Regions from separate parts of the Homo sapiens genome. Here region 1 is linked to region 2. The links are chromatin contacts, found by Hi-C or POLR2A ChIA-PET in ENCODE. All regions are on one chromosome and are shown on one strand. Each heading gives the region's core, a stretch centred on a gene start or an enhancer-like site at or near the end of the contact. The rest is flanking DNA. Distances are from core to core; before and after follow the strand shown. Region 1 overlaps RGS12 (regulator of G protein signaling 12). Region 2 overlaps HTT (huntingtin).

Evidence for each region. A loop is a pair of places that touch in the nucleus more often than their neighbours do. ChIA-PET counts read pairs that join two places held with the same protein, here RNA polymerase II (POLR2A). Pooled maps may share reads with other maps.
Region 1: a loop to region 2 is called in a map of K562, with 2.1 times the contacts of the local background. The contact joins two enhancer-like sites. A Hi-C loop is called at or near these places in 4 of 168 maps with a recorded cell type or tissue (K562, endothelial cell of umbilical vein, heart right ventricle and 1 more) and 2 of 50 pooled maps. POLR2A ChIA-PET finds 5 or more read pairs at or near these places in 1 of 52 experiments (activated CD4-positive, alpha-beta memory T cell).

What each region holds. Positions count from the first base shown.
Region 1 is chr4:3,320,115-3,323,489 of GRCh38, reverse strand. All of the region lies in intron 2 of RGS12 (regulator of G protein signaling 12), which reads right to left. Among named protein-coding and RNA genes, the nearest start is that of RGS12, 29 kb to the right of the region's middle. Within about 2 kb of position 1,974, at least 7 of the 41 ENCODE cell types and tissues checked have a DNase peak (open chromatin) inside an H3K27ac peak, as active enhancers do.
Region 2 is chr4:3,106,036-3,109,736 of GRCh38, reverse strand. HTT (huntingtin) reads right to left here. Exons shown (of 67, transcript NM_001388492.1): 6 at 2,314-2,452. Among named protein-coding and RNA genes, the nearest start is that of HTT, 33 kb to the right of the region's middle. Within about 2 kb of position 1,781, at least 8 of the 41 ENCODE cell types and tissues checked have a DNase peak (open chromatin) inside an H3K27ac peak, as active enhancers do.

The sequences.
Region 1 (3,375 bases), core at 725-3,224, 210 kb before region 2:
CAATAAAGGGAAGGAAAAGGAAGAGAATATCCAAGAGCCTGTGCAAACAGAGTAAGTCCATGAAAGGAAGCGAACTCTGAACTGCAGCTCCCCGCGCGGAGCGGGGCAGAGGCAGCAGCAGCATCTAAGGCTCTGACTCTTACAGTGCTGTTCGCATTGTGTCTGTGATTGTACCTTTGGGTATGTCGTCATGAACAAATGGTGGAGAATGAGATGATGAGCACCCACCAACACACTGCACCGCAAGAAATAAAACTGCACCAACACGAGCGAGGCGCCACGGCACCCCTCCCGGGAGAGGCCCCCCAGCCTGGTGCTTGCTCGTCCTCCCGCTCGCCCCTGGCTTGTCCTCCCACCGAGGGGCACGCGCCACCCTGGACAGCAGACTGCGCTGCTCACGGGCTTGAGGCTTCTGTATTTTGCCTTTTTTATGAGCGCGATTTTCAGATGTACTTCAGGTGATGCAGGTACCACTATCTCACTCAGATGTAGCTCTCGGGTACTCCAGTACACCCATAAGGTATTTCTCCATTCTCTGTTAATGGTCTTATCTCAGTAAGCAACAGTTGAGAAGGAACTCACTCCTGCAAATCCAACCTTCTGCGGGCAGCAGTCCTCAAGTGCTGTGGTCTCAGGACTCCTGGGAGTACCTACAAACGACTGAGCACCTCAGCGAGTCTTTATTTTTGTGGGTTTCAGCTACTGATGTTTCTCATACCAGAAATTAAACTGAGGAATTTAAAAATATGTATTCATTCATTTCAAAATTACACCAATCAATCCTTTACATATCACAAATAACATATTTTCATTTTTAAAATTTCCAAAATCCATTGTATGGAAATTTTAAGAATTTGGGTGCTGCTACTTAACCAGGTATTTTAATTAATTAATTTAATTAATTAATATAACTTTGAGTCAGTTTGCAGAGACACAGAATTAAACACGCTTGCCTTAAATGAAACACAAGGCAATCATTTTTGATGACAGAAGCATTTCGAGATCCTGGGTTCTCTTTCACATCAGCCCCTTTTGTTAGTCACAGGCCTGAATGCTTATCTCCATGAGAACCAGCTTGTGCTGGCTACAGACATTAGGCAGAGACAAAGAGCAAACTACACAAAAGGGAAAGCAGTCCACTTCCAAACATCATCTCACCCACTTCAAGAATTTCAGACCCTCAGCGAGTCTACAAGTAACTCAGCTCCCCTTCCTTGCTCCTCCCCAGAGGAGGGAGAAGCTGACAAGGATGAGCTGGCACAAGGTCACCACGTGGCTCGGTGTGCAGGGGGTTAGAGCTTTCCATCTCACCAAGGAGACGTAGAAATGCCGAGCAACAAGGGGTCTGGCTCGCTGGTCCCCAGGCTTTCACAGGAGCAAGTGGCCACTGAGGGCGGAAACCCGGGCTGAGCCTGCAGACAGCAGGATGGAGGCGGCAGTGACAAAAGCGTTGGCAAAGGACAACAATGGAGAATCTGGTGGCAGTTAGGACACAGAACTATTGGCCTTAGAGACCAACTTGTGACTAGATGCAGTATTATATTTCTTCTAATAGTCAGCTTATTTTGCATACAGATTAAGAAAGGCTGGTGCCAGTAATTTCAAAGGGAACGTTTAACATTCATAGAACTAGTAATAACTGTGTAGAGGGAATGCTGAAGATTGTTCTAGGGCTAAGGGCGAGTGCCTAAGCCAAGGACACCGTCAGCAGGGGCCCCTGCCCAGGCCTGGGCCTCAGAGCGCGCTGGACACCACATGCCTGCAGTCCACTGGGGGGAGGAGCTGACGTGGCTGTCCAGGCCGGAGCTGCTCCACAGCCACAGAAAACCCTGCCCTGGGGTGCAGGCAAGCCAAGGCGGACTCAAAAGCAGAAGCTGGGAGTGAGATGCCCTTGGGGGTGCTGAAGAAGGGTGCATACAGACGCTGGGTAGCCTAACGGGGCACTGTGCCAGACACCAAGGCATTTCTTCTCAGCGCCAAACCCACCCTGCCGTGCCCAGCTTCTGATCCTGGCACTGGGCCTTGAAGACCACATGGCTCCTGCCCAGGGGCTCAATGTTCAGCAATGGGCACAGGCACTGCCTCCCAGATGGAGTGGGGTGGACTGGCATGTGAGGGTCCCACATCGTTTTTCCTGGGGACTGGGGACAGCCACCAATCCTCACCTGGAGCTGCTTCACTCTCTCACAGCTGCGATGGACTCACAGTCCTGTCAGATAAGGCCCCTACTCTGGGTATCTAAGCCTCCCACGCCCACTTTTCTAGACTCAGCCCCTTTCCACACTGATGACCTTAGCCTTTCTTTTCTCTTTCAGCAGCTAACCTTCTTTTCCTTTGTTAACGATTCTGTATACTGAATTTTTCCTGTTCAAATTACTGCTGCGTTTCCTGTCTCCTGGCTGGATCCTGACTGATTCCACCTGAGTTTGTGCAAAGTAAAGCCCTGAAGTCCCCGTCACTAAGAATCCGGAGTCACGTGAAGCTCGCTGCCTGACACCATGGCACCCTCCAGGGGCCTCCTCTGCTCTCTCCCTCCCTGTGCCAACTCTGCTGCTTCTTCTAACTTCCAGGCACTTCCTGCATCCCTGCTGGCCCCTTCTCTCAGCACAGGCCAGCGTCCAGGTGGGGCCCTGATCGCTGCGGACGGTCACGGCCACCTTCGAAACTCTGCAGACCTGTCCACGGCGACGTCCGGACCCATCTTGTGGCCGCCTCATGACCCCTGGAAGCTTCTGCTGCTCTAACTGGGGAGGCTATGGGATCAGACTCACCTAACTACACAGGGAGGCCCACTTGGCAAAGTAAACAGCAACACTTAAACCTCAAGAGATTACAGCAGGAACCCATAAAACACAACACGTTACTACCTGTTTATTTTTAGATAGTGTATCACGCCACATTATGAAGGCCACTCCAAATCCCACACGGAGCGCCAGGGCTGTCTTGGTCCCAGCACTCACATGCCCTGTGACTGTGAGCAAGTCACCTGACAGCCAAACCTCAATCGCCTGGCCTGATGGCCTCAGGATTCCTATCAAGGTAAGGATGCACTCTGCAAAGCAGTGACCGCCACACCGTTATTTCCAACCCTGAGGACATGCTAGCTCCCCTTCTGCTCTGCTCCAGTGTGGGTGGGAACAGCCAGGACCCTCATCTTCACTGCAAAGAAGCCCAAGGCTGGCATCACAACCCCACCTATTCCCCCATGTCACCCGCCCCAAGGAGGAGTCCATTCACTGGTGGGATGGGGACGACAGCATTATCTGTCTCTCAGGTCCGCTGAGGACCATAAGCACCACTGCCAATTATCTAAAATGGCATCATACTCCCCACTGTCCAGGTCACTTTGAATTTCAAGGAGAAAGCAGGTGAAGG
Region 2 (3,701 bases), core at 532-3,031:
CTCTCCAGTTTCAACCCAGAGCAAAAAACACAGCTTTCTCATCAAATAAGAAACACAATCAAAGAAATATAATACGTAAGCAACCATGACTATTTACTTAGGCATAATAACGTACACACTGAATTCTGATAGAACTATAGTGAAAGTAAAAAAATGTCTAAAATTGAAAAAAAAAATAGCAGTAGAAGCATGTTATTTAGAAATGTGGAAGTTGCTGGGCGCAGTGGCTCACGCCTGTAATCCCAGCACTTTGGGAGGCTGAGGTGGGAGGATCACCTGAGGTCAGGAGTTCGAGACCAGCCTGACCAACCCGGAGAAACCCCATCTCTACTAAAAGTACAAAATTAGCCGAGCGTGGTGATGCATGCCTGTAATCCCAGCTACTAGGAGGCTGAGGCAGGAGAATCGCTTGAACCCGGGAGACAGAGGTTGTGGTGAGCCAAGATTGCGTCATTGCACTCCAGCCTTGGCAACAAGAGCAAAACTCCATCTCAAAGAAAAAAAAAGAAAGAAAGAAAGAAACATGAAAGTAAATATTGGAAGAAATACTAAGAGTTATGTTTGCCTGTGAGACACAAGGATTAAGAGAAAAAGTAGGAAGGGAACTACTATCTTTGTTTATAATCCTGTTGGTACTACTGAATTTCATTGATAATATATATATATATATTTTTTTTTTTTAAGAAATGGCATCTTGTTTTACCACCCATGCTGGAGTGTGGTGGCACAATCACAGCTCAGTGTAGCCTCGAACTCCAACTCCTGGGCTCAACCGAGCCTCCTGTCTCAGCCTCCTGAGTAGCTAGGACCACAGGCACATGCCATCATGTCCAGCTAATTTTTTTTCAGTTTTTTTAGAGATAGGGTCTCACTATCTTGCCCAGGCTGGTCTCAAACTCCTGGCCTCAAGCAATCCTCCTACCTCAGCCTCCCAAGTAGCTACAATTATAGGCACAAGCCACTGTACCAGGCTCTTGATAATAAATTTGAATAACCATAAATGAGCAGAGAGGTAGCAGAATAGATTTTTTTTAATGCCAAAGGTTCAGGAAGGAAGTAATTAACGGATTCTACGTTCAACAAAGTGTTAGCATCATCATACTCAAATGGTGATCGAAATCATGAAAATGATGAGAACTAAGAGTACAAAAATACCATCTATCATCTGAGCTCTGACAGCCAGAGATATCACAGAGGGGACTGCCTTCAACAGACCCCAGTGTACAGATGGGCAAACTGGCGCTGTGGAGCTCTCACAGCCTCTGACCACAAAGGAGCACCTACTCCCATTCCAAAGAGATGGTAATAAAAATAACAGCAGCAGAAACTACCATTTACTGAGCATGAAGAAATATTACACTAAATTCTTTAGATTCATCATCTCCCTTCGTCATTCCAAAACCCCATGACTAGTTTGAATATCTCCTTAGTATTAACAAGAAAACTTCGAAGCTCAAGAGAAAAAACATGAGAGAGGCTAACAGTTTATTCCAAATCATTCAGCTAATAAGAGCAGTAGCAGCTAACATCTAAGCCCTTCCCGTGGGTGACTATGCTACACTCTAACACATATTCCTTTATTTTACTCTCAGAGTTGCCCTATATGGGTCCCATTAAGGCTTATTTTTCAGAATACGAAGGAAATAGCTTAGAGCTGTTGGGCAGTTTGCCTAGAGGAAAATAACTAGTAAAGAGGACAGAATTCTAATCCAAGTCCATCTGATTCCACTCTACCCAGTGTGTATCATCACCTCCCAGGAGGGTCACTTGGGCTCAAACCCAGGACTGACCTACCAAAAAGGAAGAGGCTAAGAATCCTGTAATCTGTAGAGCATGTGACAGGGTCACTATTTCTGGACATTATAAACAAAACACTAAAGTGGGTTTGAAGATGATTTGTTGGAATGCACAACAGGAAGCCAACAGGCTCTGATAGCTGCAGGACGTTCAGACCCACAAGGCCTCGTCAGTGAGCTTTCTCCTACCTGCAGTCTTGGCACAGTCATCTTCCCGCAGCTAGGTTAAAGAGTCACTCTAGTACGCCGAAAACAAATCTGCTCTGGAAAAATGCCTTTTCAATTTGCATCTAGAAACCATCTCCCAATTCAACTCTTCACCCCACAGTAAGAAATGAGAAGTGGAAAGAAGTCCTTAGGTGCCTCAAAAATAACACAAATGATGGTAGTCTAAATTACGACATACAACATACCCCAAGAAGCACTCCCACAGGACTCCCTGTTCAGAAGCCCTCACCCTCCACAGACTCACTCACAGCATCACTCGCATGTTTGTGACCTGAGGCAACAATCATACCTTAATTTCATTGTCATTTGCAAAATTGCCAAAAGAAGCCATAATTTTGGGAACAGCTGCAGCCAAGGTCTCCTGGACTGATTCTTCGGGTCTCTTGCTTGTTCGAGTCAGGCACGGCAGAAGGTTCACCAGGTAAGGCCTGTGTATGCAAAAGAACGCAAGTCATTCTTCCAGCTCTCCTTCAGGAGAAACAGAAGCAATTCATTCCCTGTTAGGGAAAAGCCAGTTTTATATTCCAACAGTCCCTAATGGGATGGGGAAAACTCAGCTGAAAGAACAGGAGGATGAAATGTGGATGAAGCTCAAGTGTTGGGAGACATCCTTCATTTCTCTTATGATCACAGAGGATCTAAAAGGCTGGGTTTAAAAATTATTTGCAGTAAATCATAATACTTCTTAAAACACTCATTTTTAATTAGAAAATAAGTGTAAGAAAATACCATTTTAAAAACAAAAATTTTTAAATGGGAATAAAGCTTTCCTGAAAAAGGAGAATTATAAAATGGGGTTGTGGGGAGAGAAGAAAAGCCGAATGTGTAGGACACAGAGCAGTGAGTCACAGATCACAGGAATTCACCCAACACACAGAGTGACAGGGCAGGCCGGGTGCGAGGTGCCAGGAGTGGTGCAGCCCTGCCCTCTAGTGGCAGAGTCTGGCAACAAGCACGGCCTCAGAGGGTGGCTGGGGAAACCTCCCTAAGGAAGTGACTGTTCCGCTGAGAACTAAGGGGGAAAAAAAAACCATCAGGAGGAAGAAAAACCTGACTCTAATCAGACTAATGAGTCAATGCAGGGTGTCTGAGGTGACAGAGCCATTGACGAGTCTGGAATCTCTATCTAAACGGCACTGGGAAATGGGTACAAGAGTTTAAATAAGGGAATGACAAGACCCAGTTATATTCTTTAAGGTCACTTTGGCTGCTATGTGCAGAACCTGGATGTGTTGCTTCAGAAATATAACACATTTTTTTAAATGATAGTAAAAGAAAAAAGATTATACAAAAGGAAATTTCCTTAGTGATTATACCTCTGCAGCCATATAAGTTCTTTTCTGGATTTTGGTTTTTTTGAGACAGGTCTCACTCTGTTGCCCAGGCTGGAGTGCAGTGGTGCGATCTTGGCTCAACACGACCTCCACCTCCCAGGCTCAAGTGATCCTCCCACCTCAGCCTCTCGAGTGGCTGTGACCACAGGCACGCACCACCATGCCTGGCTAAGTTTTGTATTTTTTGTAGAGGCGGCGTTTCACCATGTTGCCTAGTCTGGGTCAAGCAATCCACCTGCCTTGGCCTCCTGAAGTGCTGGGATCAAAGGTATGAGCCACTATGCCCGACCCATATAAGATTCTTATTGAAACTCAGTTCATATTAATAGTGAGGGTTTAGACC